Linked DNA regions of Homo sapiens: region 1 is linked to region 2. Evidence: chromatin loops called from intact Hi-C (ENCODE). Cell type or tissue: ascending aorta. All regions are shown on one strand. Links, peaks and the distances in the headings refer to the core of each region. The heading gives the core; the rest is flanking DNA.

What was found. Hi-C counts contacts between places; a loop is a spot of excess contacts. Peaks named below come from ENCODE experiments on the same cell type or tissue, not always from the same donor. Only the 100,000 strongest peaks of a DNase experiment are listed, where the experiment ranks them.
Region 1: it touches region 2 in a loop (2.2-fold over the local background); 2 of 110 quality-filtered maps call a loop at or near these places.

Annotation. Positions count from the first base shown.
Region 1 is chr12:2,131,987-2,147,982 of GRCh38, forward strand. All of the region lies in intron 3 of CACNA1C (calcium voltage-gated channel subunit alpha1 C), which reads left to right. LOC107984131 (a long non-coding RNA gene) reads left to right here. Exons shown (of 2, transcript XR_001749435.2): 1 at 1-25. Among named protein-coding and RNA genes, the nearest start is that of CACNA1C-AS4, 83 kb to the right of the region's middle. RefSeq lists enhancers at 3,545-4,340, 5,137-5,932, 7,295-7,796, 7,797-8,296. In ascending aorta, for the core only: a CTCF peak has its summit at 5,982; a DNase peak (open chromatin) is centred at 5,950; H3K4me3 peaks cover 579 bases; H3K27ac peaks cover 3,467 bases.
Region 2 is chr12:2,183,784-2,199,779 of GRCh38, forward strand. The region is part of intron 3 of CACNA1C (calcium voltage-gated channel subunit alpha1 C); the gene reads left to right. Among named protein-coding and RNA genes, the nearest start is that of CACNA1C-AS4, 32 kb to the right of the region's middle. RefSeq lists enhancers at 1-427, 3,449-3,949, 5,232-5,827, 7,440-8,007, 8,008-8,577 and a silencer at 14,460-14,754. In ascending aorta, for the core only: no CTCF peak of the experiment used is centred there; no DNase peak of the experiment used is centred there; H3K27ac peaks cover 829 bases.

The DNA.
Region 1 (15,996 bases), core at 2,796-10,795, 54 kb before region 2:
GTGGTTTGTAGTTCTCCTTGAAGAGGTCCTTCACAACCCTTGTAAGTTGGATTCCTAGGTATTTTATTCTCTTTGAGCAATTGTGAATGGGAGTTCACTTATGATTTGGCTCTCTGTTTGTCTGTTGTTGGTGTATAAGAATGCTTGTGATTTTTGTACATTGATTTTGTATCCTGAGACTTTGCTGAAATTGCTTATCAGCTTAAGGAGATTTTGGGCTGAGACAATGGGGTTTTGTAGATATACAATCATGTCATCTGCAAACAGGGACAATTTGACTTCCTCTTTTCCTAATTGAATACCCTTTATTTCCTTCTCCTGCCTAATTGCCCTGGCCAGAACTTCCAACACTATGTTGAATAGGAGTGGTGAGAGAGGGCATCCCTGTCTTGTGCCAGTTTTCAAAGGGAATGCTTCCAGTTTTTGCCCATTCAGTATGATATTGGCTGTGGGTTTTTCATAGATAGCTCTTATTATTTTGAAATACGTCCCATCAATACCTAATTTATTGAGAGTTTTTAGCATGAAGGGTTGTTGAATTTTGTCAAAGGCTTTTTCTGCATCTATTGAGATAATCATGTGGTTTTTGTCTTTGGTTCTGTTTATGTGCTGGATTACATTTATTGATTTGCGTATATTGAACCAGCCTTGCATCCCAGGGATGAAGCCCACTTGATCATGGTGGATAAGCTTTTTGATGTGCTGCTGGATTCGGTTTGCCAGTATTTTATTGAGGATTTTTGCATCAGTGTTCATCAAGGATATTGGTCTAAAATTCTCTTTTTTTGTTGTGTCTCTGCCCGGCTTTGGTATCAGAATGATGCTGGCCTCATAAAATGAGTTAGGGAGGATTCCCTCTTTTTCTATTGATTGGAATAGTTTCAGAAGGAATGGTACCAGTTCCTCCTTGTACCTCTGGTAGAATTCGGCTGTGAATCCATCTGGTCCTGGACTCTTTTTGGTTGGTAAGCTATTGATTATTGCCACAATTTCAGCTCCTGTTATTGGTCTATTAAGAGATTCAACTTCTTCCTGGTTTAGTCTTGGGAGAGTGTATGTGTCGAGGAATTTATCCATTTCTTCTAGATTTTCTAGTTTATTTGCGTAGAGGTGTTTGTAGTATTCTCTGATGGTAGTTTGTATTTCTGTGGGATCGGTGGTGATATCCCCTTTATCATTTTTTATTGTGTCTATTTGATTCTTCTCTCTTTTTTTCTTTATTAGTCTTGCTAGTGGTCTATCAATTTTGTTGATCCTTTCAAAAAACCAGCTCCTGGATTCATTGATTTTTTGAAGGGTTTTTTGTGTCTCTATTTCCTTCAGTTCTGCTCTGATTTTAGTTATTTCTTGCCTTCTGCTAGCTTTTGAATGTGTTTGCTCTTGCTTTTCTAGTTCTTTTAATTGTGATGTTAGGGTGTCAATTTTGGATCTTTCCTGCTTTCTCTTGTGGGCATTTAGTGCTATAAATTTCCCTCTACACACTGCTTTGAATGCATCCCAGAGATTCTGGTATGTTGTGTCTTTGTTCTCGTTGGTTTCAAAGAACATCTTTATTTCTGACTTCATTTCGTTATGTACCCAGTAGTCATTCAGGAGCAGGTTGTTCAGTTTCCATGTAGTTGAGTGGCTTTGAGTGAGATTCTTAATCCTGAGTTCTAGTTTGATTGCACTGTGGTCTGAGAGATAGTTTGTTATAATTTCTGTTCTTTTACATTTGCTGAGGAGAGCTTTACTTCCAACTATGTGGTCAATTTTGGAATAGGTGTGGTGTGGTGCTGAAAAAAATGTATATTCTGTTGATTTGGGGTGGAGAGTTCTGTAGATGTCTATTAGGTCCGCTTGGTGCAGAGCTGAGTTCAATTCCTGGGTATCCTTGTTGACTTTCTGTCTCGTTGATCTGTCTAATGTTGACAGTGGGGTGTTAAAGTCTCCCATTATTATTGTGTGGGAGTCTAAGTCAATTTGTAGGTCACTCAGGACTTGCTTTATGAATCTGGGTGCTCCTGTATTGGGTGCATATATATTTAGGATAGTTAGCTCTTCTTGTTGAATTGATCCCTTTACCATTATGTAATGGCCTTCTTTGTCTCTTTTGATCTTTGTTGGTTTAAAGTCTGTTTTATCAGAGACTAGGATTGCAACCCCTGCCTTTTTTTGTTTTCCATTGGCTTGGTAGATCTTCCTCCATCCTTTTATTTTGAGCCTATGTGTGTCTCTGCACGTGAGATGGGTTTCCTGAATACAGCACACTGATGGGTCTTGACTCTTTATCCAATTTGCCAGTCTGTGTCTTTTAATTGGAGCATTTAGTCCATTTACATTTAAAGTTAATATTGTTATGTGTGAATTTGATCCTGTCATTATGATGTTAGCTGGTTATTTTGCTCATTAGTTGATGCAGTTTCTTCCTAGTCTCGATGGTCTTTACATTTTGGCATGATTTTGCAGCGGCTGGTACTGGTTGTTCCTTTCCATGTTTAGCGCTTCCTTCAGGAGCTCTTTTAGGGCAGGTCTGGTGGTGACAAAATCTCTCAGCATTTGCTTGTCTGTAAAGTATTTTATTTCTCCTTCACTTATGAAGCTTAGCTTGGCTGGATATGAAATTCTGGGTTGGAAATTCTTTTCTTTAAGAATGTTGAATATTGGCCCCCACTCTCTTCTGGCTTGTAGGGTTTCTGCCGAGAGATCCGCTGTTAGTCTGATGGGCTTCCCTTTGAGGGTAACCCGACCTTTCTCTCTGGCTGCCCTTAACATTTTTTCCTTCATTTCAACTTTGGTGAATCTGACAATTATGTGTCTTGGAGTTGCTCTTCTCGAGGAGTATCTTTGTGGCGTTCTCTGTATTTCCTGAATCTGAACGTTGGCCTGCCTTGCTAGATTGGGGAAGTTCTCCTGGATAATATCCTGCAGAGTGTTTTCCAACTTGGTTCCATTCTCCCCATCACTTTCAGGTACACCAATCAGACGTAGATTTGGTCTTTTCACATAGTCCCATATTTCTTGGAGGCTTTGCTCATTTCTTTTTATTCTTTTTTCTCTAAACTTCCCTTCTCACTTCATTTCATTCATTTCATCTTCCATTGCTGACACCCTTTCTTCCAGTTGATCGCATCAGCTCCTGAGGCTTCTGCATTCTTCATGTAGTTCTTGAGCCTTGGTTTTCAGCTCCATCAGCTCCTTTAAGCACTTCTCTGTATTGGTTATTCTAGTTATACATTCTTCTAAATTTTTTTCAAAGTTTTCAACTTCTTTGCCTTTGGTTTGAGTGTCCTCCCGTAGCTCAGAGTAATTTGATTGTCTGAAGCCTTCTTCTCTCAGCTCGTCAAAGTCATTCTCCATCCAGCTTTGTTCTGTTGCTGGTGAGGAGCTGCGTTCCTTTGGAGGAGGAGAGGCGCTCTGATTTTTAGAGCTTCCAGTTTTTCTGTTCTGTTTTTTCCCCATCTTTGTGGTTTTATCTACTTTTGGTCTTTGATGATGGTGATGTACAGATGGGTTTTTGGTGTGGATGTCCTTTCTGTTTGTTAGTTTTCCTTCTAACAGACAGGACCCTCAGCTGCAGGTCTGTTGGAGTACCCTGCTGTGAGAGGTGTCAGTCTGCCCCTGCTGGGGGGTGCCTCCCAGTTAGGCTGCTCAGGGGTCAGGGGTCAGGGACCCACTTGAAGAGGCAGTCTGCCCGTTCTCAGATCTCCAGCCGCGTGCTGGGAGAACCACTGCTCTCTTCAAAGCTGTCAGACAGGGACATTTAAGTCTGCAGAAGTTACTGCTGTCTTTTTGTTTGTCTGTGCCCTGCCCCCAGAGGTGGAGCCTACAGAGGCAGGCAGGCCTCCTTGAGCTGTGGTAGGCTCCACCCAGTTCGAGCTTCCCGGCTGCTTTGTTTACCTAATCAAGCCCGGGCAATGGCGGGCGCCCCTCCCCCAGCCTCGCTGCCGCCTTGCAGTTTGATCTCAGACTGCTGTGCTAGCAATCAGCGAGACTCCGTGGGCGTAGGACCCTCCGAGCCAGGTGTGGGATATAGTCTCGTGGTGCGCCGTTTTTTAAGCCGGTCTGAAAAGCGCAATATTCGGGTGGGAGTGACCCAATTTTCCAGGTGCGTCCGTCACCCCTTTCTTTGACTCGGAAAGGGAACTCCCTGACCGCTTGCGCTTCCCAGGTGAGGCAATGCCTCGCCCTGCTTTGGCTCGCGCACCCACTGGCCTGCGCCCACTGTCTGGCACTCCCTAGTGAGATGAACCCGGTACCTCAGATGGAAATGCAGAAATCACCCGTCTTCTGCGTCGGTCACGCTGAGAGCTGTAGACCGGAGCTGTTCCTATTCGGCCATCTTGGCTCCTCCTCGAGACCTTTCTTGTAATCACCCCATTTTAAAGATGAGGAAGGGGCACAGGGCAATGAACTAACTTGCCCAAGTTTGCATAGCTATGAAGCAGTGGAGCTGGGATTCCAGCCTGGGTGTGTGGCTCCCAAGTCTGTGCTTTTAACTGCTATGCTGTGTGGCCCCCAACTAAGGTATAAATGGGAGGGGTATTTTGCTTTGAATACGATGCCTTAATTATCAGGCCTTCAACTAGAGTTTATGCAGTGTGTGCGCTTCTGTCTTTACCAAGAGGACCAAGGGAGGAGCAACAGTGAAGGAGGGAGTGAACGTCCCCAGGCTGGGTGGTGTCTGTAGGGGTCCTGGGGGCATGCCATGGAGCCCCCAGGCCATGCCATTTGGAAAGCATAAGGGGTAGGCAAAGGGGAGGCCTTTTCATCTGCTACTACCTGAGAGGTAGACTTGGCTTTGAGGCCATATTTTCCCAGGGATCAGTGATTCATATTACCTGAGATCCTCAACCAAACAGGCCCCCGGGCCTCTTCCTAAATAGATGAGAATCTCTGGTTGGGGTGAGGGAACCCAGAATCAGCCTGACTTTCTGAGACAAACTTAAAACTTGAGGGACCCTTCTCGTGGACTGAGTCCTTGGAAGCAGATCTTGGGAGCTGCTGGGCCTGCATTTGAACTTGGGGCCTTCATGGGACCCCAGTCAGTACTGGTGGTTGGCAGGGCTCAGAGCATAACATGTGGGGGACCCCACGGCGCCCCGCCCAGGTGAGAGCAGTCCCCCTCTCGTGCCGAGAGGCTCCACAGGTTTTGCCTGTGCACCCTAGGCCCCACTGGAGACGTGGAAACATCGAAGAGCTACGGCCTGAACACCAGGATGTGGGATGGGTAGTAAGAGAGTGCTGAGCTGCATGTCCTAGCCCTGGGCTCTGGTTCCAGTTCTACCTCTGCCTGGTGGCACGGCCTTGTCACTTCACTTCTCTGAGTTTTAGGTTTCTCGGCTGTGAAATAAAGATAATAATTCCTACCTCACTGAGTTATGGCAAGGGCAAATGAGAATATAGATAGAAATGCTCCGCCCAGCTCTACCAAAAAAAAAAGTATATATATACACACACATACACACACATTAGCTGGGCATGGTGGCTTGCACCTGTAGTTTTAGCTGCTTGGGAGGCTGAGACGGGAGGAGTGCTTCAACCCAGGAGTTCAAGGCAGCAGTGAGCTATGATTACACCAGGGTGATGGGGCGAGACCCCATGTTTATTTTTTAAAATGCTCTGGAAAAATGCAAAGTGCCATATAAACATAGAGGCATTATTGTGATCATTATTACTGTTATGATTCAAACTAGACAGATATATTTGTCTCTAAAATACTTACTGTTTTTTTTTTTCTGGCACATTCCTCTGTGAACCTTTTTCCTCAGCCTCCTCTCAAGATAACTTAGAGATGCAAAAGAACTAGAAGCCAAGTTCCAAATTTAGTTCTTGACCTTTCCAAGATGGGTGGTGAGTGGTGTGGCTGCAACCTGCCTGCTGCCAAGAGTCTGGCAGGGCTGCCGGGGTCCGGGAGCGCCAGGCCAGTGGACCCTGTCTTTGTGTGCAGTCCTGGAGCCGACACATCGCCTCACACAGGCGCCCCTGCCGGGAGCTCATGCGGGCCACTCCCTGTTTTCTCACTGGGTCTAGCTGAACTCTGGCACAGCGAGTGTAGCTGCTGAGTAGTTCGTTTGGTGCTGTCCTGTGACTTGCAAACCCCTTCCTCAAATGCATAGCAGAAATAGTGGGAAAACCCCAGGGCTTTTATTATCTGGGCTCTCGGGCACACAGTCAGAAACATGGCCTGGGGCAGCCTCTCTTCTCTGTGCCTTTGAGTCCTGAGGAACAAGGTCAGGCATCAAGAATAAGGAAGGCCAGGATATCCAGGAGGAGACCTCACGTCTGCACCGAGGCTTCATCAGATCTGACTGGAAGTGCTGTGGTCCCTGTGGCCAGGCCAGCCTTCACAGGGCTGGGGAGCACAAGCCTTGGTGTGGCCTGTGCTTGCAGATGGATCCTGGTTGTGTGGGGGAAGGCAGGTGGCAGGTGGTGGATGCTATGCTTGAGGGCTGGGCTGTGTACGCAGCTCACAGTGTGGAGGTGCTTGAACCCTGGCAGTTGGGCACGGTTGATAGGGACGGGCCTTGTGGGAGAAGGTGTCGAAGGCCAGGGTGTGGCTCCGAGTCCCACTTCTGCTAGACTGACCAGAGAGAGCAGGTAAGAGAGTGACCAGCAGCAGGCCGGGGTCACTTCCACGCTTCCTGCCCATCGGAGGAATGTTCCAGAGGTTATCCCAGAGAGAGGTGAAGCCCAACATGGTCTTTCAGCCACACGCCGGGCTCCCCTTCCCCTTCTGCCATGAGTGGAAGCAGCCTGAGGCCCTCACCAGAAGCAGATGCTAGAGCCATGCCTCTTGTGCGGCCTGCAGAACCGTGAGCCAAATACGCCTCTTTTCTTTTTAAGTAACCCTGCCTCAGGTATTCCTTTATAGCAACACAAATGGACTTAGACAATCCCCAAGGCCCAGACTTGGAGTCCCTTCTTGTAGGAAGTTTTCTCTGCTCCTCCATGACTGGCTTTGGTGCTGCCCTCTGTGTTTCCATAGCATTCTAGATGACCCCTATCAAAGCACATTTAGCCTCCTGCTTACTCATCTGCGTCTCTCAGTGTGTTTGTTTTCTAGCACTGCTGTGAAAATACCATGCATTTGGTGGCTTAAAACAATAGAAATTTATTGTCTCACAGTTCCAGAGGCCAGAGTTTCAAAGTCCAGGTGTTAGTAGCATTGGTTCCTCTGGGCACTCTGAGGAGTGTGTTCCGTGCTCCTGCCCTGGCTCCAGTGTTGCCAGCAGCGCCTGGCATCCCTTGGCTTCTAGGTGCCTCACTCCAGATCTCTGCCTCCGTCTTCACATGGCGCGCTCCCCTGGGTGTTTGTGTCTCTGTGTCCAGCTTTCCCTCCTCTGATAAGGACAGCAGTCATTGGATTAGGGCTCCTTCACCTTAATCCAGTATAACCTCATTTTCACATGATTCCATCTGCAAAGACTTTATTTCCAAATAAAGTCCATCTGCAGCTCTCACCAGCAGCGAGCCCTGTGCAAGAAGGGATCACATCTACACAGATCCAGTGCAGTACCTGGAGTACAGCTGGGGCCTTGCGCATGTCTGTGAGGGCCAGGCCAGGCTGTTAGAGTGTTTCTTGAAGGAAGGTGTGCTTCAGTGTGGATGCTGGTCCTGACTGGGCCGCTGCCCTTGCCTGTTAGCTCCAGACAGGGTGGGCTTCTGTACCCGTTTACAGTATAGCCGCCTGAGGGACCGTGGCATGTGTGGCAGAGGAGATCTCTTGCGCCCCTGAGGTCCTCCAGTTATATCTTAGTCCTGCAGCTTAGCACCAATGCCTCCTCATTCTCTGCCTCCTCTGCCCGCTGGCCTCAGACATGCGCCCTAAAGATGGGAGCATGCAGTGTGAACTGGAGGTGTAAGGGGTGAGGCCGCTCCCAGGACACAGCGGGCCTCATGCGACATGCCCTGGCTTCTGGATCCCTAAGCACCGAGGCCATCCAGGGAAGGGCTGGCCTCCTCCCTGGCTCTCAGGGTGCTGTGAATCAGGTTTGGCAGGGGTCTCAGCAGGGGCTTATCTCTGCCACAGTTCAGTCCAAACAGGATGAGCAGCTCTTGGTGGACCAGCGGTGACCCAGGCAGCTCCTGGTGCTGTGTACTAGGCTAGGAGCTTTGGAGGGCGTCCCTCCCTGCAGACCCCTCTCTCACTGCCCATACGGCTGTGTGTTGTCATCATATTTTGGCAGAGAACCTGTCCCATAACCAGAGAACCTCTGTCCTGGGACAGGGACAGGCCCCAGCTCACTCTGGGAACAGTCACGGTGGGTGGACGATTTGCAGAATGGTCGGAGACCCTCCAGCAAGAGGATCCATTGTTCACGACTGCAGGGTGATTTCTTTGGGATTGCAGACAAGGGCCTCCCAGTCACTTTTGGTTTGGTGTCTGTTCTTAACACAGTTCCTGAAACATAGAAGGCACTCGATGAGTATTTGCTGAATAAATAACTGAATGAATATGTGAAGAAGAGAAGCTGTTCATGGACTAGGGATTCTGGCAAGGTGTGGCATGGCTGAGACAGCACCAGATGAGAGGCTAGGAGGCCTCCATCCCAGACCTCTCTCTGCTCCTCACCAGCTGAGTGACCTTGGGCAAATGTCTTTGCTTCTCTTGACCTCTGTTTGTTCATTTTTCTTAATCTAGGAGAGGAGTATATGTAGAGGATTCTTTTATGTTCTGTGCATCTGTGGTCTTTTGCCTGACAAGTAGACCATTTGACTTCATATGAGCACATTCCTTCATGCATTCCTTCTGTCATATTTATTAAATGCCTACTGTGTACCAGGCTAGGTGCTGGAAAAGCAAGATGTGCGGAAACAAGGGTGCGCAGGGTCTCTGCCCTCACAGAGCTTGTCAGGTTTGATAAGAGCTTACGTTCTTATGATGCCAGCCAATAAACAACTGGCAACTTCATACACACCATGCTTTCAGAGCACTGTGAATATTAATACCATGGAGAAAGTAAAGGAGATAATGAGATGGAGAGTTCCAGGGTAAGGGCCCACCTGGAGCGGGTAGGCAGGGAGGGTCTCTCTGAGGAGGTGGCACTGGGGCTGAGAGGTGGTGACAAGATGGGCTGGCTCTGGGCAGACCTGGGGAGGAGGCTGCGGGCAGGGGACAGCAGGGCCAGGACCCCGAGGTGAGCAGGGCCCACTGTGGCTGCTGCTCAGGAGGGGAGATGAAGGAGGATGTGAGTGGGGTTGGAGGGGCAGACAGGGGCTGAATTATGTGGGTCAGCATGAGGAGTTTGTTGTGAGTGTGACGTTGGCAGGTCTGTGTGCTTCCCAAGGCTCCAGAGGAGCAGGAAGGATCTGGAGGAGGGTTAGGAAGGTAGCAGAGATAGGCGAGGGTTACGGCCTTGACTTTAGCATTCCCAGAGCAGTTGATGTGGTTGCCAGAGGGCCTGGCCAGAGCTCACTGGGGAAGAAAGCCCTGGACGGTGCAAGCTGCCATTTCTTGAAGGGAAGTCGGTCATGGAAACATGTCAAAGGGACCTGCCAGAAGCTTCTGGGACACAAGGCTCTTGTGAGGTGTTTTCCCGTCTCTTTTGTGTACACTGTGGGCTTGGCCATCCAGCCTTCATTTCCCTAGCAACTTCTCTACATCCAGATCCATAAGAGAAACCTTTCTGGTCACCCCATAAGGGATGCAAGCTCCGTAACGAGCACTCAGGCTCCTCGCTGATGGGGGCTGCGAGGTTCCAGAAGGTTGGCCCATGCAGCAGGCCACTCCTTAGCGCCTCTGGCCCTGGGTAGACTTTGGCCTCAGGGGAAAGGAGCGTGGAGACAGCTGTGGACACCCAGATTGCTGTATATCTGACAGCGCTTGGCCCCCATCTATCTGGAAGTGGGGTGAGGCAGACTGCATTTTCAAGCTCAACCCTTTCCTTTATGGCAGCTGGGGTGGGTGACCAGCCCTGTGTAAGCCATAATAACCCAGCCTGCATGAGGATACCATAAAGCGGAAGCCGGGCGGCTCTTTGAAGGGATGACGTGGGAAGGGTATCCTCTCCTTTCCAGCATTCCTTCATTTGGGGAGCACTGCCTCCTTGGGACAAGACTCTGTATTGGGGAGGCAGCACTGAATGGGGAAGTCCCTGGTCTGGTGGGGGACAGCCACCACCTGGCACGTGATGGTGGCAAGAATGCCTAATGCTTATGAGTGCCGCAGTGTGCAGCTCTGTGCCTTACACACGTCACCTCCCACCATCTCCCAAGGACCGTGTGGGGTGGATCATACAGTCAGGCACTGCATAACAAGAGTCTGATCAAGGACAGAGCACATGTACGATGGTAGTCCCATAAAACTATCACGGAGCCGAAACCTCCCTATCTTTCTGCCGTCGTAATGGTGCAGTGGCACTCATTACTTACGTGTGTGTGGTGGTGTGGTGCTGTTGTAAACAAACCTACTGGGCTGACAGTCTTATCAAAGTCTAGCACAGACAGTTCTGTACAGTACTGTACAGTACACAATACTTGATAATAAATGACTGTTACTGATTTACGTATTTACTGTGCTATACTTTTAACTGTTATTTTAGAGTATACTCCTACTTATTAAAACAAACGTTAACTGTAAAACAGCCTCAGGCACGTCCTTCAGGAGGTAGCCATAAGAAGGCATTGTCATCTTAGGACATGCAGCTGTGTATTATTTTCCCCGAAGACCTTCCAGTGGCACAAGATGTGGAAGACAGTGATATGGATGATCCTGACCAAGGATCCTGATCCTTGATATCGACGATCCTGGCCTAGGCTAATGTGGACATTTGTGTGTTAGTTTTTAACAAAAACCTTGAAAGTTAAGAAAATGTTACAAATAGAAAAAAGCTTATAGAATATGGATAAAAGAAAAGTATTTTTGTACAGCTATACAGTGTGTTTGTGTTTTAAGCTAAGTGTTATTACAAAAGAGTCAAAAAGTTAAAAAAAATTAAAAGGTTTGTAAAGTAGAAAAGTTACAGTAAGCTGAGGTTAATTTTTAATTGAATAAAGAAAATCTTTAAATTTTTTTTTTTGTTTTTTGAGACGGAGTCTCTCTCTGTTGCCCAGGCTGGAGTGCAATGGTGCTATCTTGGCTCACTGCTACCTCCGCCTCCCAGGTTCAAGCAATTCTTCTGCCTCAGCCTCTCGAGTAGCTGAGATTACAGGTGCCTGCCACCATGCCCGGCTAAGTTTTGTATTTTTAGTAGAGACGGGGTTTCACCATGTTGGCCAGGCTGGTCTCGAACTCAGGTGATCCACCCGCTTTGGCCTCCCAAAGTGCTGGGATTCCAGGTGTGAGCCACCGCACCTGGCCTAGAAAATCTTTAAAATAAATGTAGTGTAGCCTAAGTGCACAATGTTTGTAAAGTCGACAGTAGTGTCCTGTAATGTCCTAGGCCCTCAAATTCACTCACCACTCACTCACTGACTCACACAGAGCAACTTTCAGTCCTGCAAGCTCCGTTCATGGTAAGTGCCCTATACAGGTGCACCATTTTTTGTCTTTTATAGATTATTTTTTATGTACCTTATCTATGTTTAGACATGTTTAGATACACAAATACTTACCATTGTGCGACAGTTGCTACAGTGTTCAGTACAGTCTCAGGCACGGTCAGAGGCCTGGGAGCACTAGGCTGTATGTAGCATACAGTCTGCGTGTGTCGTAGGCTGTGCCATCCAGGTTTGTGTAAGTGCACTTTCTGATGTTCACACAACAACAAAATCACCTAACGACTTATTTCTCAGAATGTATCCCTGTCATCAGGAGATACAAGACTATAATTAGGGGTAAACTTTAAAGGACTTTGTTGAGAAGACCATTCATGTGGGGCTTCCTGGATTTGGTTGGGTTGTGGTACCTCCTCTAGTGATGCAGAGCCTTCCTATGATTTTTCTCCCTGCCCCACCCCAATGCCCACCCTTTCGATTTGCTATTTCCTCTCTCCACCTCACCCCAACACCCAGTGCTATTTACATGCTATCTATATGATGTAAGTTGTGTCTTTACTTTTCAGCTGCCTGACTGTGAATTTATAATCACTGGTATTGGTAACAGTAGGCTAGTTAGTTGGTCCAGTCAAACAAAGATGAACTGATCCCTGCTCTGTTGCTTGTGGTCAGCACCACGTGGGCACACAGGAGGACTAATCATTCCTGTGTAAACGCTGAGAAAACAACTAAGACACATGGAAAAATTAGGAGCTATCTGCAGGATTCTGACTGTAATGTGATTATTAGAAAGCCAATAAGGCAGTGGTTAGCATGAATTGGAGTGGTAGAAAAGGATTTCTTGGAAGAAGCCGGGCTTGAGTGCCATCTTGAAGGGTGTAGAAGAATTGTCTGGACCAATGGTAGGAGTGCTGGGATTCCAGGTAAGGAAAAGAAGAGACACCATTCCATGTGAAAGATATCATTTTGACATATAAACACAGAATTTCCAAAGTTCAGTCTAAGATCATTCTTAGGGTGGTCTGTTTTCATTCATTCAACAATTACCTATCGAGCACCTATCATGTATGAGACACAGCAGTGCTTAAAACACACACAGTTCCTGCCTTCATAGGGCATCCTTCTATCTAAGGGAGACAGGTATTCAGTATCTATTTACATAATTATTTATTCATTTATAACTCACCTCTAAAATGTTTAGGTTTGGGGTGTGACTATATTTGTTTTAAGTTAATATTTTACGCGTGCTACTGAAAAAACAAAACCCAAACTAATGATCACTGTATTTCATGGAAGCGGGGGCTGTCTCATGAAGATGACATTTGTCTTAAATTATGATTGAAAAAAATGTTTTAGGGTAGATTGTTTGTAGAGTTTTTCATCCTGCTAAAGTGATCCCTAAATCATAAAACTTGAGACTTGCTGAATGAAAGGGATAAAAGAGTGAGGAGGACCTACAAATCTTCATGGGGAGTAGATTGTGTCTGTTTGAAGTAAAGCCACACCTGTCATGAGGGACCAGGAGAGGCTTCTAGGAGGAAAGAGAACATACCAGGGAAAGAACTGAGCAAACTTTCAACCCTCTGCAGTATTAGAGGTGGACAGGAGGGCAGCACTATATTGGAGAGATTGTTAAACTGAAAACTCAATTAGCATGCACAAAAAGTATATGTGTTTAAGGCTGTTTTAACTGTTGGTGAGATGCTGAGCTGCTAAGGGCTGCCTGCTGTCATTACCTATTAGCAAGACTTTAAATTCTGACTTGCTGAAGTACGTATTTCCCCCTGTAGCTAGCCATTTCTAGTAAAGCTTGTTTATTTTTATTTTTGTAAAAAAAATGGTTATAGTTAATTTATCCTTTTGGAATTGGAAGAGCTTCCTGCCTGAATAACTTTTTTTTCTTTTCATTTTCTCCAGTGTAGAATTGCTGGTTTTGGCCTTTTGGAGCTAAGTAATAAAACTCTTTGTTTATTCTGCTGGGTCTTTGCTTGTGTTAGAGCTGTTTTATCTCAAACATTTGTAATTCTATAAATTGAAATCAGCTTTTCTTACACTTGTGGATTCCTTTAGATTTGAAATCTATTCTTGGTTACGTTTATAGCTTCAACACGCCTCTCATTGTAGGTTTATACATGTGTTTGCTTGCTCATTTATTTTGTCATCATTTGCTCATTTTATTACCAGTTATTGAGTGCCTACTGTGTACCAGGCACTGGGCAAGGGGCATTCTGTGAGAGAGGGTATGGTACCTGCGGGCTTAAGTAGTCCGTGGGCTTGTGAGGAAAACGCTAGATTAAATCTTGATTACTGTAAATGTCAAGTATGGCCAAGTGTGGGATTTCGTGGCAGGAGTGAGCTTTCCTGGAATTTGTCTTTCTTGCCTCAATTTGCCTGATAGTCATTTCATGCTAGGGATGTTTTAAAGTCTCTGGGGAGGCCCTGCAGTGTAGAGGAAAATGCTGATCCACACCAGAAATGCGAACCTGGCTCTCTGCCCTTGGGCAAGTCACTTAACCCTCCTGAGCCTCAGTTTCCATCTGTCACTTAGAGCTGATTATACCTACTTAACACCCAGGCTTTTTGTGAGGGGCATTATCTCATTAGAGATAATGTTTTTAAAAGCTCTTTGTAAATTGTGTAGCATTCAAATGGAAGTTATTGTTATTTTTATTATTGAGTGCCTTCTAATTCAACACTGGGATAGTAACAAAAGAAGAGAGGGGTTATTATCACCCCTCTTCCCTGTCACGTTTAGATTGGGGCAAGGAAAGGTTCTCACCCTCGAGGAATTTATGATCAGACTGGGGAGACAAGAACCAGTTTGAGAAGCAGGTAATGGTAGTTGAGAGAAGGGATAGAGGGCTCAAGAATCTCTCCGCGCCTTTCTGGCTCCAAAATTCTACAGTAGGAGTCAGGAAAGGCTTCACTTGTGAAGTGGCACTTGAGTGAGGCCGTCATCAGCATAGGAATCAGAATCATCTTTGTGTGCTCATCATAGTAAAATAAATATTGATTGAGTAGCAGTATGTGGCAAGGGACTCACAAATACATTTTGGTTGAGGAGTCAGGTTACTTGGATAAAAAATGATAATGAATGGTACAAAATTCCCTCCACTGGCGCCACAGGAGGGGCAGCCCCGGGCCTGAGGTCTTTGGGAAAGGTGTGGGGAGGCGGTGGGCACAGGCCTAGGGAAGGGCAGGATTTAGACGAAAGCAGAGCCATTGGAAAGGCATATTCTGTGTTTCCACTATTGACAGCCTCAATTATTGGTTTTCCCATTCAGCTTTCTGCTCTCAGTACCCCATTCTGTTTACCTGCTGGTGGGCAGAGCGTCACACAACCAAACTCGCGTAGCCTTCTTCACCCTTTCCCCTCTTTTCTGCAGAATGGGTTTGTTATGACTTGACTGTGATTTTTCAGGCCTTTAATCATCCAAGGTGAATGTCTAAGGGTGGACCCAAGCAGGGCTGGACCCAAGCAGGGCTGAGTTAACTGGACCCAAGCAGGGCTGAGTTAGGGGAAGCAGGGAAGAGAGGGGAAGGACAGCCTGAGCCCTTCCAGACACAGGCAAAGGAGAGAGGACAGACATATCCTCCCTGAGAGCTCTCCAACCCCCCCAATTATCAAAGCAAATCAATGTCACTCTAAGTCATATCTCCATACTAGCTCTATCCTTTCTCCTGTCCCTATCTCTAGGTCTATAAATTCAGGGCTTAAGGGATTTCTAGGGAAATTACAGCAAACGAATCACTGAGAGAGGGGGGGAACCTCCAAAATGTTGTGAGTTGCTTGTTTAATGTTTCAGGAGCTTCAAAGAAATTGAGCAATTTAGATTAAATTTCAAGAAGTGGGGCTGACTAGAGAGAGAGGAAAGTTAGAAACAGCGTGCTATAGAGGTTGATGGTGGGAATAAACTCTGCTGTTTCAGCCAGGCCAGGCTTCCTTCCAGTGTGCTTCTGTATGATGTTAATAAATGGGAAAGTGATTGACAACTTCCTTAGGCAACTTTGGGGAGTGAAATGCCAAATTTGGGCAAAGCAGACCTCTAGCTTTATTGGTATTGGGGCTTTGCCAGAATTATCTGCTATTAAATACTTCCAGGGACCTGTTGCCTCTTTGTGACAAATGTTAGATAATTTCCATTAACTGCATTATTGATGGAGAAAGCAGAAAGGTGAGAGAGTGGAGAGAGTAAAGATTGAATGAGTGTCAGAACTAACTGGAGGAAGAGGGAAGATAAAGATGTGAAGAAGTATATATCTGAGGATAAAATGTAAAATGAAATTAATGAAAATACGATGGTCAGATTGGAAGGAGAGAAAATGCAAATTACAGAGTGAAAGAAGACTTCTTTCTACTCTCAAATGTTTTGGGGGGATTTTGGGGGGGCAAATAGGCAGTAGGTTTTCACACCTTTTGAAAAACCCACCTCTTCACACTTGAGTTTTCATGTTCTTGGTTCATAATCCTAGGATTACCATTGTCAGTTGTGCAGAATCCCATTGGAAAGCAATATGCCATCAGTACATCTGGTAACAGGAGGATGCTAGGAATGGGAATACAGAATATTTATGCAA
Region 2 (15,996 bases), core at 4,959-12,958:
TCTCCAGCAGGTAGGGCAGTGGCTGAGGAAATAGCGGTATCTCATCAGCTCTGTCTCTAGAGGTTCTTAAGATACTTAGTTGTCACCAGCCTGAAAAGTCAGCGTGGAAAATGTTCCAGCCTGGTTCCTGTAAACGTAAAATCTGTTATGAATTATATCCATCCACGTGGAAGAGGGAGACAGAGTGATCTGGTATGTGCAGGAGAGGGCCAGCCTCTGCCTGGTCTGAAAGCTTTTGCAATTGTTCCTAATTGGCCCAGTCTTTTTCTGCAGGAATCTCCTCTCTTTTCTCCATCCCATCCCCCACTGCCTGCAGCTTCTGATTTCTTGGCAAGGCAAGCAGGCACCAGAGCTGGGGCTGCGGTTGTTCTGAAGGATTTTCAGGTGTGCGTGTTGAAAGCCGGCAGGAAGAGAATGCTGGCTCTGTGTTTAGCAGCCGAAGGGACTTGTTATTTAATGTGTCTTCTGAAGCCACGAGGCCTCGGCTTTGTAACTTGCTTTCTTTATTCTTATAAATCTTCTAGGATGCTCCATGGACTGTAGGAGGAGCTCTGACTTCCCGACCATACCCTTGTGTTTACCACTACAGGGACAGAGGTTCACAGCTGCTTCTGGTTGCTGTAGATGATCTGGTTCCCTGATAATTTGAGATAAGTTTGTGTTAGTTTGGAGTCTTCGGTGAATACGTTAGGGTACATGTTTCTTCGTCGTTCCTGGCAGGGCTGATCATAGACCACATCAACCCAAGAATGTGTTTGCCTCTCTGATGAGGCTACATCTAGAATATGAACTTGTCGAGTGCTTAAGTATCTTTCTACATAGTTTATTCATTAGCCTGTTCATTTATCTGTTCAACAACTATTTCTTGCTTGTCAACCATGTTCTAGGCATGTCATGGGCTCTGGAAGCAGAGTGAGAAGCAAGGCTAAGTCCTGGGCTCACGGAACTTAGGTTCTAATGAGGAAGACAGGCAAACAAGGCGCCGTGGAGAGGCAGGCAGAGAACCTTGCTTTCCAACCCTGCTCAGAGGTGCAGTCTCTTTATATATCCCACTTCCGCTATCCCCAAACATGCCCATTAGCACTGACATCTAAAGGGCTCATGGTGAATTAAAATGTGACCCCACCTCTGGGTATTTAGTCATTTAGTATTGAACTGGGGTTAAAGTCCTAAGGAAAGGCATGTGGAGCTAATATTTTTGGGGGGACAGGCCCTACTGGCAGCCATGGAATCTTACTCCGCGTGGCTCATTGCTCCTGGGCTTTACAACTCAACGCAGCTGTAGTTCATTCACCATGCTGTGGCCAAGCAGCAGGAGTTCAAATGTCCCCACTGCCATCTCCAAGTTGTCTCTCTCGGGTTCCTATTTCCCTGGCTTTTGTCACTCCCACCTCACCTGTGGCCCACATTCTTCTCTATTTGAATGTGTGGCAGGCAGGCGAGATAGACAATGGGGAGGAGTTGTTCTGCAGGAGAGAAGGGGACAGTCCTTCCTCCAGCCTGGAGCACTTCCTGCACCGCTCCCCACCCCGTCTACTCTCCATATCCCACCACGCCCTCAGGGCCTTGCCCTAACCCCGGAAGCCCACCTGTCTCTTGGCTGAAATCCTATGGGCTGAGTTGGGTCCCCCCAAAACTCATGTGTTGAAGCCCTGTCTCCTGTACTTCTAGAATGTGACTGCATTTGGAGACAGGGTCTTTAAAGAGGTGATTAAGTTAGCATGAGACCATTAGGGTGGGCCTACTCCAATATGATTGGATTTATAAAAAGAAGAAACTTGGACACAGACACACATGGACACAGACACACATAGAAGGAAAAGCATGTGAAGACATGGGGAGAAGAGGGGCAACTGCAAGCCATGGCGGGAGGCCTCATGAGACATCCACCCTGCTGGCACCTTGATCTTGGACTTCCAGCCTTCAGGAAGTTCATTTCTGTTGAGTAAGCTGCCCTGTCTGTGGCACTTTGTCAGGGCAGTCCCAGCACTGCCTCCTGCCCTGTCTGTGTGGCCCTGGGCAGAAGCGGCCTGGGAGTGTCACTCACCCTTCCTCCTGCACCACGTGTCTTTGCCCGGTGGGCTCCAGCCGCGCCTGGGCAGCAGTCTAGACTTCCTGCAGTCTCTCAGGCTTCTCTGTGGCTGTCCCGTGCCGAGCGCCCAATGCACACTTGTAGCCTGATTGATTGGTTTTCTCAGCCAGGGCACGGATCGTTTCCTGGCCGCTCTCTGGCTCCTTTTCCAGGCACCTCACTCGGTTCCCTACTCTGAGGTGGCTACGGCCAGACTCGCCTCAGCAGCTGCCTCCACTACGGGCTGTGGTTTTTGGTGAGCTTCTTTCAGTCCTCTCATCTTTATGGGAAAACTGCCCAGCCCAGGACCAATTAGCGTGGGATGGTTGCAATAAAGGTCTCCCTTCCCGACATGTGGCCAGCACAGAGCCTTCCCTGGTTCCCTCCCGGCATTTAGTCACAGTCCCCAGCTGTGTGGTCGGTCCTCTCGGCTCATGTTATGGGTGGCCGGGAAGGCAGGCTGTCTTGGGATCTAGGCCCAAGTGACTAGGTCCATTGTGGGTGAGGCAAGGTGGCCACCTCTGCATCCTCCTAGGGGTGTCCTGAAGCGGCTGCGGGCCATGGGCAGGTGGCCGCTGAGGGGGTAAGGGTTCCTTTCAGTGTGAAATGTGCCTGTACCCAAGAGAACTTGCCTTCACTTTTTTTTATTTTAAAGAAATGAAGGGAGAAATAGAGACTAAAAACCCTGGGGGTCAGGGTCTGTGAGACAAACTGAGATGTGCTGGAGACATTGCTTATGGATTTATTGATCCCTGACTTGTTCATACCATGTGCCTGGAATTCAGCACTTACACGTTTCCATAGCACAATGGACATCAGTTTAATCATAATGGGATTTCTTAAGTGATTACTATATGCCAGGTACTATGCTAAGTCAGTTATCAACACGACCTCCTTTAATCCTTTCGACAATCCGATGGGGAAGCTCTCATTAGCCCCACTTGCCAGAAGAGGAAACTGAGGCTCAGAGTAGGTTACATGACTAAAAGAGCAGGGGCTCTGCATTCAGGTCTGCCTGACCCAGAGTGTATTATCTTAAACATATGTGACACTTCTTGCTTGCCTTCCTGGTGCTGCACCATCTGTTTTTCCCTGTGAGGTCCCCTTTCCCCACAAACTGGCTGTGAGCACACCCGACCCCTTTCCTGTCCTGCTGCCCCCTTGCCTGTCCTGCTGCCCCCATCCCTCGGTGCTCAGCTTGTTGCCAGCAGAGTCAAACACACAGACTCATGGTAAAACGTTATCTTACATTTGTGTACCTTTTCATGTTTTCAGAACCTTTTCCAGGCAGTATCTAATTTAATTTTTACCATCATTCTGTGAGTGAATATTTTCTGTCTTATGGTTGGGGAAACTGAGGTCAGAGAGGTTAAATGATTGCCTGGGGTGGCACTGCCTAGCCTCTGTGTGGTGGAGCTAGGACCCAGTCGAGGCTCGGAGTTCTAATCCACCAGTCTACCCTGGTAGGAACCTCTGTGCAAAGCCAGCCCCCATAGCAGCCTCTCTGTCTTGGGCCAAAGATACAAATCAGCAACGGCCAGGAAATGATTTGCATGAGGAACTGAGGTGGGGCGGTGGGCAGGAGAGAGGCTGAGGCAGCAAGGGACAGAGTGGGCACACAGAAACTTCCCTCTGGAGGCCTCAGCCTCTTCCCAAGGCTGAGCATCTGCGCAGGGCTTAGTTTGTTCATTCCTGGGAGCTCCAGGTAAGTCTCCCTCTCAGAGGGAAAAGCTGATTCTTCCAGGCAAGGGTGAAGAGACCCACCTTTCTGAGTCAGTGACCGACAGGCCAGAGGGCTGAAGATGTGGGCACTGCGGTGAGAACCGGAGTAGCCAAGGAAGCAGGGTGGTCCCCACAGGGGCGGCGATTGGTTTGTGGGGTCCCTGCCTGTCCTCCGGAGAAAGATTACTAAGGAGCAAAAGCCGACTTTGCTCGGTGACCCCTCCTGGTGCCACATCCCTCATGCCTGCAGCAGAAGGTGGGGGGCTCCAGGCCCCTGACAGGTCATCCTGATCTCAGAGAAGAGTCTGCTGCCCCCAGGACGGGGACTGAGCTGAGGGCGAGGAGGATGCCAGGAGAGGCACCTTGGCCCCTGCTGTGGTATTGGCCACAGGTTGGGAGCTGCCTTTCCCCGAAGCCCTAGCTTTGCTTCTGTGAGAAGCAGACACCCAGCAGCATAAGCAGCCTGCCTAGGAGGCTTTTCACTAGGAATTAAAAACACCAAAAAGGAACTTCTTATCAGCAGGTACCCTAGGGGCCACATGGACTGGTAAGTGGTATCTTCCCCATGGTCTCTTAAGGCCTCTGAAGTCCCAGACCCTCAGATAGTTGGCAACTCTGCCTTTCCGCATATCAAACATCTGAAAATGCATCTACCTCGCACATCAAATAGAATATATTTGCTATAACACAATTGGGAAGAATGGTTGTATTTTTTATAATGTTGAGTTTTATTAAGAATAAATTATTCATTTTAGTCTTGCAACATAAACTCTTATTCTGATAGATAACTATGGATCGAGATGCATTTGACTAGTTGGCACAATGTTAATTTTTGTAGATGTTGTGTGAAATATTTATTTTGATTTTCTAGTTTTATATTTTGGACCCAATCTAGTTTTGTTTCTGATTTTCACATTTTTTTTCAGGACAGTGAAAAAGCTTATAGGATATAAGAGTTGAACCTATTGCACCTAATGGATAAAATCTCTTCTGTCTCTCCCCATCCCCAGAGAGAGAGAAAAAATAAAAATAAAAAGAGAAAGACACTGTTTCAGCAAATTGATATTCGGTTTTTAGGCCTATATTATACTTGGGTCTCAGGTCCTCTAATCTCCTATTTGGTGGTATCCTTATAAAATACAAGAAGTGTTCTCTGAGAAATGTGGAAAATTTCTGACGATCCCAGATGATACTAAATCAGTTGCCCCAAATCCTTTAGAAGAAGGAAGAATAAGGCCAGGCACGGTGTCTCACGCCTGTAATCCCAGCCCTTTGGGAGGCCGAGGCAGGCGGATCACGAGGTCAGGAGATCAAGACCATCCTGGCTAATATGGTGAAACCCCGTCTCTACTAAAAATACAAAAAAATTAGCCGGCCGTGGTGGCGGGTGCCTGTAGTCCCAGCTACTTGGGAGGCTGAGGCAGGAGAATGGTGTGAACCCAGGAGGCGGAGCTTGCAGTGAGCTGAGATCACACCACTACACTCCAGCCTGCGCGACAGAACGAGACTCCGTCTCAAAAAAAAAAAAAAAAAAAAAAAAAAGACACATTCCCAACGTGAAGCATCAAACAGCTCAGCTTTTCTAAGTGTTGGGAGAAGTGGAGAACACTGGTTCTCCTGGGATGGTGCCTGGGTTAGCACCATTGTGTGGATCTGGTGTAACCTGATACAGGATTTCTCCCCTTGCCCAGTAAGAGAGCCTTGTGCTAGATGGATGCAGCGAGGACAGAGGTCCCTTGCTGGCTGTGTGTGCAAATATTGAGCACCAAATGGCTACCAGAGGAATGGGGAAGAACTGACTCGGGATAAGAGTGGGATGCGTACAAGGAGAGAAGGCTGGAGAAAACCTTGCACGCTGCGGGAGCAGGCTCCCCAGGACGTGTCAGAAGGGCCCAGTCCATGGAAACAGGGAGACTTGCCATATGGGCCATCGTGGCTGCCTGTGTGGGGACTGAAGCTGGGCGCTGGCTGCTGCGCGAGATGAGGGGGCCAGGTCCAGCTTCCAAAGGGCAGCTTCCAGGCAGAGGGCTGCTAACTGGCTGGAAAACTATCAGCGTGTGGAGTGGAAACCTGTAGGGGCAGGGAAACCAAGGAACATTTGGCCATCTTCCGCCATTGTGATTTACCTGCCATAAGAGAAGCTAAAGTAAAACAGCATGAAGTTGTGGCCAGCCCCATTAAAATAACGTGCTCATTAAGGGCTCTTACAACTAGTGATATTTAAAGAAGAAAGAAAAAAACTCACAAAAGTACTTGAGGCAATTATCTACAGCAAAAGAAGATGCAGATCCCTTGAGATCACTGACGCAAGAGAACAAAGGAGGTCCCAAAAGAGGCTGCCTGTGATCCAGGTGAGAGCCGAAACCTTCAAGGCTGGGTACCAGTGCTTCTTACACCTGAGTGAAGCATCTTGGGACATGCCTTGTGGTTCAACGTTAAAGGAATAGCACAGCCAACCAGAACCTGCTCTTTGTTAATGGAATGGAATCCTCTTTCTGCACTAAAAATGAGATGATGTGAAATCCTTTAAAATTTATTGGAAGGAGGGAGGGCTTTTTGTGCATGATGCGTTACCAGGAAATGACACTGTCTCTCTCCTTATTGCCTAATTAGCAATGTTGTACTTCTGTGTGAAATGGCGTGTTTAAACATTGCCAATCGATTTAAACAAAAGATTTCAAAATACTGTAGGATGGAGCACAGTGAAAAATTCCTTGCCAGCCAGCGTTCTCCCAGGTAAGGTTTTTGTCATTCAAGGTGTGGCTGCACAGCAGGGAAGGCTTTGCTCATCCCCGCCCCGCAGTGCCCCATTCCCTCCATCAGCCGTTTATCTAGCATTGGGTCTGGTTTTCTGTTTTTTGTTGTTTGTTTGTTTTAATTTTTTCAGGGTATCGTAGACGTGTTGGGTTCCACTAGGCCCTGCCAGCCATTCACTTATTTATTCATTACGCACTCAATGAAGACATAAGCTGTGCATTCTAGGTGCAAAGGACGTAGAAATGAGTATAATACAGTTCCTTTCCTCAAGGAGGTCAATCCAGTGGGAAAACAGGTGTGTTTGTGGAAAATGGAAATACAGCCGGCAGGCGAGGAGGCTGTAGAGAGAGGAGCACAGTGCTCTGAGTAGCCTGTCTGCTGTAGCAAGTCACCCCCAGCAGCTGGTGGCTTCACAGAGTAAAGGTTAGTTTCTTGTTCACATCACAGCCCAGCTTGGATTGGTGGGGTGGCAAGAAGGGTTATTCAGGGTCTCAGAATACTTCTGCCGACAGGCTGTGCCATCCTCTCAGGCCTTGGAACCCGCCCCCTTTTAAACCCCTGAGTCTGGCTGACAGATAAGGGCCCAAGTCGCACCCATGTTTTAGGGTCTAGGCCTAGAAAGGGTGCCAGTCATTTCCTGCAAGTCCCATTGGCTGGGACTCAGCCTGTGGCCCTGCCTTGTCCAGGGATACTGGGAAGTGTGGTCCAGTGCCGTGCCCAGGAGGAAGAGCAGGTGTGGTGCACGTCAGCCATGTCCCCACTCCACGGAGCAGCCCGTTCACCCTGGGGCGTCAGGAGAGGCTCTGTCAGAGGGGATTTTGCCAGGGAGATGTGGGGTGTGGGGTGCTGGATGTGGGGTCCAGGAGAGCAGGGGCATGAGAAGAGCAGCAACCCAAGCAAGGAAGAGGAAAAGGCCTGGATGTGTCTTCAGATAGAGACAGACTGAAGCGCCGGCCCACACTCACCAGCAGCGTGGCTCTGGGCTTGGTCCTTAGGTGTCCCAGGTGTCTGTCTCCGCACATCTTCCCAGGCCTTCTCCAGCGTACCGGCATCACCTGGGGACTGGCCCTCTGCAGTCACGCTGGCTCCAGGCTCACCGGGAGTCACGTTCTCTGGCTGTGACTTTCCTTTTGCTGTGGATTAACCCAGACATGGGCCTGATGCTTTTTCTTTAATGTATACACACACATACACTCACACATACACACATGGACACATTCACTCACATGCACTCACATGTACTCAAGCATACACACATGCACTCACACACATGCGCTCAGGCACACATGCACTCACAGGCACACATGTAAACAGGCACACACACGCACATGTACTCATACAGGCACACACGTACACCCAGGCACATGCACACATGGTCTCATACAGGCACACACGTACACACAGGCACACACATGCACTCACACACAGGCACACCTCCACAGGCACATACATGCACATGATCTCACGTACACAGGCACACGTATGCACACACACATACACAGGCACACACATGCACTCACACATGTACTCGCATACACAGGCGCACACGTACACACAGGCACACACATGCACACATGGTCTCACACAGGCACACACCTACACATGGACACTCATACACGCACACATGTACTCACAGGCACACGTGTACACGCACGCACACATGTATTCACACACATACGTTCACACATATACACGCACTCACACATACAGGCACACACATACACACTCAGGCACAGACACACACACACACATGCACGCACATGGGCGCGCACACACACACCCCCTCCCTCCCTCTCACGGTTTTTGGTTCAGCCTGCACTCAAGTTTTTGGGAAGATGGAGCTGACATCACAGTAATGTGAATGTTGAATATCTGAAACTTCTGTGCTGAGAAATCCCCTCAGGCCTTTTTGCCAGGTTGGCTGCTGTGTCTTCCTATATTTCTTGCCCTTTCCACCTCTCCCACTTTGCTGCTCCCAAACAACTCTTAACACCCACCGCCCCCTGTTTTTGTTATACAGAGCAGTTCAGCCCTCTCCAGTCCCCACCCCTGAGCTCAGCTCCAAGCCTTCTTCTGCGCGTGGATTCCCGTGCCTGCGGACTCACAGCAGGCCGGGCCGGCTCACGTGGGATGGACCCTGTCTCCTTCCACAGGGAGAGGGGCAGTAAAGACGTCCATTTCCCATGCTTTGAAGGATGTCACTGTCTCAGAAGGCAGAAGCTAATTGTGTCGGTTTTAAGTACTTTTTCCTTTTATGTTTAATTTCATTAAAGTTAATTTTCCCTTATGTGAAATGTGAATGCTGCCATCACAACTGGAAAGTTGTCGTGAGAATTAAAGATGATAATGTATGAAAGTGTGTAACACGGTACCTGGCACTCCCCCCACTCTCCCCCTCCTCCACACGGTACCTGGCACTCCCCCCACTCTCCCCCTCCTCCACAGAGCCCTGGAAGACTTGGCGGTGCTGTGATACGTGTAGTGTGTGATGGGGAGCGGTGAGGGACAGCTGGAGAGGGTGCGCTGAGCCAGAGTTTCATGCTGTGTGTTTTTCCGAGGAGGTGGGCCTTTGTCCTCTGCATTCAGAGTCAGAAGAGAGTTCATCAGGTACAAATGGGAAGAGAACCTTTTAAACAGCTGTCTGTTTGAGCAGATTTCCCCACCTCGGATTCAAGATGTCATTCCATGTAGGTTTGCATTTGCAGGGTACACCCAGGAGAAGCTGTTAGTTGCTGTGATTCCACACCTGGAGTGAGGGGAGAACATCATGGTTTCCTGCCAGGTGTGCTGGGGCTTACTGGCCCTGCCAGGAACATCTGGTTGAAACTTGTCACGTCAAGGCCGGGTGCAGAGGCCCATGCCTGAAATTCCAGCACTTTGGGAGGCTGAGGCGGGTGGATCACTTGAACCCAGGAGTTTGAGATCAGCCTGGGAAACATGGCGAAACCCTGTCTCTACAAAAAGTACAAAAATTAGCCAGACCTGGTGGCACATACCTGTCATCCCAGCTACTTGGGAGGCTGAGGTGAGAGGATGGCTTGAGCCCAGGAGGCAGAGGTGGCAGTGAGCTGAGATTGCACCATTGAACTCCAGCCTGGGCAATCGAGCTAGACCCTGTCTCAAAAAAAAACAAAAAACAAAAAACTTGTAAAGGTTCCATGCACTCCTTCCCTGTAGAGGCTGGTGTTGAGAGCTCGCCACCTTTCCTTCTGTTTAGAGGTAGGAAGAGAACTCAGGCAAGCGATGAGCAAGCCGTCTGAATTGAGCAAGGGCCTTGGGTTGGAACCCTTCTCTCCCCTGCTTTCCTGGTATCACAGTGCTAGACTGGGCCTCTGCAGCCCACCCAGCCGAGGAGGCCCTTCTCCTACAGCAGCCTTGACAGGTCTGTCTGGCCTCTGCCCTGACACCTCCAGGGCTGGCCATCTATGTGGGGAAGATTATGATTGGAAGGAAGGTTTTTCTTAGAGCTGCCAGTCTTTATTTTCTACCTGCTGCTCTTCATTTTGTCCTCAGAGGAGGAACGTGTCCTCTCTTCCCTAGGACGTCTGTCTTGGTATTGAAGACAGTGCTTCTGTGCTTCTTACTTATCTTCCTTGAGGTTAGCCATCCTTGTCTCTGCACCCTCTCCCTCAGTCCTGGCCACTCCCATGTGAACCTCAGTGTTTATTCCTGACCCAGGATACCTCAGCTCCAACTGGACCCCAGGCAGTAAGAGGCTTCCTCTTAGAGTCAGCGGATTCCCACTGATGCAGCCCAAGATTACCTGCCCCGTCCTCCTCCTCCTGCTCCTCCTCTGGCTCCTCCCACTCTCCCTCCTCCTCCTAGTGCTTCTCCTCCTGTTCCTCTCCTCTTCTTCCCCTCCTGCTCCCCCCTGTGTTCCTCCTCCTCCTTCTACTCCTTTTGTTCCTCCTCCACTGCCTCCTCCTCCTCCTCCTCCTCCTCCTGCTCCTATCCCTCCTCCTCCTACACCTCCTCTGCCTCCTCCCGTTCCTCCTCCTCTGTGCTCTTCCTCCCTCTCCTCCTCCTCCCTGCTCTTCCCCTTCCCCTTCCTGCTCCCCCTCCTCTTCCTGATTGTCCCCTCTTCCCCCTCCTCTGAGCAGCCATATTACATAGCTTACTCACGTTGACCTTGTGCTGCTGGTGAGCTTTGTTTCTCCCTTTCTGTTCATGTACTGTTCTTTCTCTTGGATATTTTCTGCCAAATGTTTTTCATTGATGACTTTGCTCTTGGGTCTCCTTGCCTATCTTCCTTCCTTCCCCCTTCCTGCTCTGTGACATTCTTGTTTACATACCCTCTCCACTGTGAGCCTGGTATTTCAGTGACTGGAGAAGTTTTGGGCCTTATCTGAGCTGCTTTCCTTGTTATCACTTATGTTCCAGCAGCTCGATCCATCTTCCCATGCAGGAACGTTTCTCCCCAAAGTCCTGACCCTGCCGTGGAGCACCTGAGGGGAGGAGTCACTGGGTTTCTGGCCTCAGAGGAGCACAGTGTTCCCCAGGACTTACCCTGCATCCGTATTGGAATATCTGAAAATTTCATCACTGTTGAAAATAGGAATGTTTTCTGATCTAAGGTCTTCTGAGGACATTGGGGACACTTTATTCCCAAGAGCAAACACTGACTAGGATGTCTTTTTGGCTATGATGGGATCTGGTAGAAAGTTTCAAGCTACTAAAATAGGGAATGTATTCTAATGTTGTCTTGAAAATGAATCAAATACACTTCCCTGAATGAAAGAAGAGATGTGTGTGTGTGTGTATTTAAATCACCGATAGCAGCAGTGATGATGGTGACAGTCACCCATGCCGTGCCTGGCACCTTGCTAAGTGCCTGCACACATTGTCAGTTGGTCCAGGCGGTAAGTCATGAGGAGTGGGTTTTAGTGTCCCAAAGCCTCAGGGAGGTTAAGGCATGTCCTGATCACAGCTGGAGGACCTCACCACGCCCCTCCCTGTGGAAGGAGGGATTCTTCCGCAGGAAATGGAGTTTTCCCACAGAACACAGGACAGGCAGGGAGGAACTCACTGGGGCTCATGGCTGTGCTACTGCTACTACCACTGGGCAAATCTCTGGGCCTCAGTTTCTCCTGTAGTAAAGTGGCAGGATTGAATTGGATGCACTTAAGTAGGTTTCCAGCTCTAAAGATCTATGATTTGTTGTTTCCCTTATTTCAGTGACAAGTTCCTTTGGAAAACATTGCTGTCACAAGAAAAAATGCCATCATCAAAATGTCTTCTGATGTTGGACAAACTGAATGGGGGTTAGGAAACCACTTCTGTAGGAAGCAGGGGTAGGGATGAAGGCAAGGAGGACAGATGGATGAGCATCCTAAACAGAATAGGGAAATAATTTTAGAACTGATTTTTCAGGGAGTCGCAAGATTATATTACTCTAGCTCTCGCTCTGCACCTGGAATTCGACAGTGCTTAGGATAGGGAATGTCGAAACCGGGAAGGGGCTTCCCCTCAGCCCCAAACTCAGAATTCGTATGTCAGATCTGGAAAGGGACCACAGTGACCACTTAGTCCACTCCTTCATTTTATGTCAGCATCCCTGGAGATCCCAGCCTTTGGGAGAAAAAGACTCCTGAGGCCACGTGGTCCGAGCTCCTGGAGCATCGCTGGCAGAGGAGTGTTCAGATCAGATGGTCCCCAGCCTGTGCACCAAGTGTACCATCCCTGCTAAGTAGATCTTAGTGGAGCAGGGCTTACTTCAGGGATGTGGAGCTTATTGGGATCCTTCAGCCTCTCTTCCAATAACTTCTGCTTTAGAGATTATGATGTAACTGATGAGAACTGTCTTGAGACTTCCTTTTGTACTTAAAGTGGATGGGGCAGGCTGGTTTAGGGCAGTGTACCTGGGGCAAGGAGTCTGGGGTCCTTCTGTTGGTTTAGGAAGCTCCTCTTGTCTGTCTGGCCTGGATACTTGTGATTTGCCAGCTTAGTCTAACAGTTAACCACCTCTTAGTGGGAAGTAATGAATCCAGGATTCTCTGCTACGCTCAGGTGATAAATTGTGATAAAGTCAAGTCAGAATTTCCCAGCTTAGGTGTTGTGAAAGCCCAAATGAGGCCTGATAAGATATTTTGAGTTTTTCACACAGAAGTAATTTATAGATGATTCCCAACTTTTGAACTGCTCTTTTATTTATTATTAAGTTGGTGTTTCAAACTTAGAAAACTGCAAATGGCATTTAGTTTTCCAGGCTGGCCTGTTTAGTGCATAACACAGCTGACACACTATATGGTTGCCATAAATCATAATGGAAAGTAGTATTTTTGCAAATGGATAATGTAGAATTGCAGTTGCAGACTCCCTGAAGGCCTTCAGTGGTTCCAGCCAGCACATGAACACATTTACACTGAAGCGTAAAAGACGGTTGCTTTATGCATCTTTACTCTGCTGTGAGGGCCATGAGGAGCAAGAGGTCACTGGGTGTCTGCAGGCAGTCCCAGGGAAGCAGCGACCAGAGCAGCAGGGTTTAGCCTTCTTATGGTCATGGGTGTGTGCAGCCACACGACCTCCTGAAAAACTGCTCCTGGGCTCTTCAGAACTGCCCCAGACCAAGGGTCCAGAGTTGTTAGGAGCCAGGGGGGCTGGGGAAAGCGAAGCCTCTAGGGCTTCTCAGATTTTGAGGAGGACAGAACCTGTTAGCCACCTGCCTTTTGCTCAGAAAAGGTGGGCTGGAGCTGCCCAGCAAAGTAAATGCAATGCCTACCTCCAGAGCCTGGCTTTCCACGAGGTACAGGCTGGCCCTGAACACCTGCCTCCTTCCAGGTGCTGTGCTGTGCTTTTGAGATCAGGAGTGGAAGCTGGCAGAACCAAGAGAATGCAACACACTGGCCTCCACCTTGGCCCAGAACATACCCACCACGCCCTCGGGAAGTTTAAATCCCATCACTCTCTCTGCTGCTTTTCCCTGTTACAGTGTGTAAACTGAGATTCCACACTTGGAAATGCATGTGTTCCTCTCTGGGAAGACCTCCTTGCTGCCCCCATCCCCCTGCATCTTGTGTCCACTGGATCCTCTCATTGACTGTTGACAATGCTCAGTTTAATGCCAGGCAGCGTACATTCAGACTGTACCCCAGGAAATCTGACACAAACTGTGTTTCCCATTGATTTTAAAAATTAAGACTCAGTGATATAATGTCACTTATTATTATGTAATAAAGCCCTATTATGGCTAGTAATTTTTCAGTGACTAGCTGAATTTTACTTATTAGTGTTCATTTAAGTCAGCCTGTAATATGTTCAGTGCAAGTACTAAAACTGCCTTTCTTCAAAAATCAGAAATTTGACATTTTTTAATCAGTCAGGACTTCCTTCCTTTCCCCTCCTCCAAAAACATCCAGAGAAGTGAGATTTTCTCACATTTAAGTCAATGATTGAATAGAACCAAATTGGGGGAAGATTAATTTTTGAACCAGTAACACCAAACTGAAATTAATTTTACTAATTTCAAAATCTGACAGTTTTGAGGACCCTTTAATAGAACCAGAGCTTCTGAAAATAAGCACCTACTGATGGGTTCAGTGCAGAAATGAACCCAGGTCTAGAACTGCAGTGTTAAGAGATGATTTCCAAACGAAGCTGTGGTTTCATTTGGAACGCTTTCTTGATTTACATGTTCTGGGTTTTGTAAGTTTAATTCAAATTTATTTTCTCCTAAATGCATTTTTACTACCGGAAGGCCCCCGTATGGAAATCACCTTCTCTCATTATGCAGCTTGCCTGGCCCAGAGGGTGAGCGGGCCTTGGAATGAGGACACCCGCCCTGGCTGGGAGTCGAGGCCGAGTTTGCATCCAAAGCTGTAGCACAGTGCGGCCCACAGCAAAGGGCATCCTCAGGAAGCAAGGTGCTTGTGTTTGTGCCTTCGTCCTTTAAGACAATACCCAGATCTGGCAGCATCTTCTGCAGCAAGCAGGAGCTGATTACCTGGAGCTCTGCCTGCCTCTCTCCCCGCCTCTGCCTCCCCCCGGAGAGGCGGCTTCTGAGGAGGCTGCTGTTGGCGGCCAGGAGAATTCCTTGTCTCTGTGGAACCGGAGGCCTCCCCTCTGCGGCTATTTAAATGTGTTCCTCCGGCATGAGGATGACTCACCGTTTAACAATTAATTACAGCTCCGCATATTGTAGGCACTGCACCTATATGGGGGTGTAATCTCCGTGCGGCACCATGTTGATGAGCTGCTTCTCCACATCACCAAATTGTGAGGACTTCGATTTTAAAAAACAGAAATTGAACCAGGCTTGGAGGAAAAGGCAAATTTATACAATGCCTTTGATATGAATTCTTTTTATTTTCTTCTCTGTGGCTTGCAGTTTCCACCAGGGTAAAGCAGGCAGAGGTGGGAGGTGGGGAGGGAGAGACAGGGGGTTCTGGCTAGGAAGGGAACGGGCAAGGAAACTGCCCACTACGTGCTGTCACCTGGTGGCTGCTGTGGCCGGCCCTCATTCCCACCACATCAGAGAGAGGCATAATAATCTTAGGTGATTTTTTTTAAGTTTTCAAGGTGAGGATGCATTTTACTATATGCTAATTTTTCTTAATCATATGTTATGGTTTATTATCGACAGATCTTTTAAGAACTTTTCCTGCAGTAAATATTTCAAACTTTATAAATTAAGTATTGGCTGCATAAAGTCCTGTTGCCTGAGATTTGTTGCAAGTTTGTCCTTTTTGAGATACATCGAGTGGCTCCAAGTCATTTGATCATGATCGTGTCCATGATATCTTGATAGACTTTTAAGCGTGAATCCCCCTGATCTCTGTCTTGCTGCCTTCCCCACACCATCCCCTCAACTCCCCTCCCAGCCACGAATTATACTTCCTCACTACCCAATTTCTTTTGGTACCAGGAGAGGGCCACTCTTGTTCTGGCCTCAGGGACGTTGCACTTGCTACAGCTGACTCTTGAACAGTACGGGTTTGAACTGTGTGGGTCACTTACACGTGGATTTCCTTCCATCTCTGCCACCCCTGAGATGGCAAGACCAACCCCTCCCCTTCCTCCTCCTCAGTCTACTCAATGTGAAGACGATGAGGGTGAAAACCTTTATGATGGTCCACTTCTACTTAATGAATAGTAAATATATTTTTTCTGCCTTAGGATTTTCTTAATATATTCTTTTCTCTAGCTTACTCTACTGTAAGAATATAACATAAAATATATATAACATATATAATATGTGTTCATCGACTATCCTGTTGGTGAGCCTTCTGGTCAATAGTAGGCTATGAGTAGTTAAGTCTCTGGGGAGTAAGAAGTTACCTTGGATTTTCAACTGTAAGGGAGTCAGCGCCCCCAGTCCCCACATTGTTTAGGGGCAAACTGCATTCCATCTTCTTGGACTGCTCTTCCCACAGGTGTTGCCCCCCTCCCTTTTCCTCTGTCAGGTCCCAGAGCATGGGTTACCACCACAGAGAGGCCTCTGTGGATGCCTA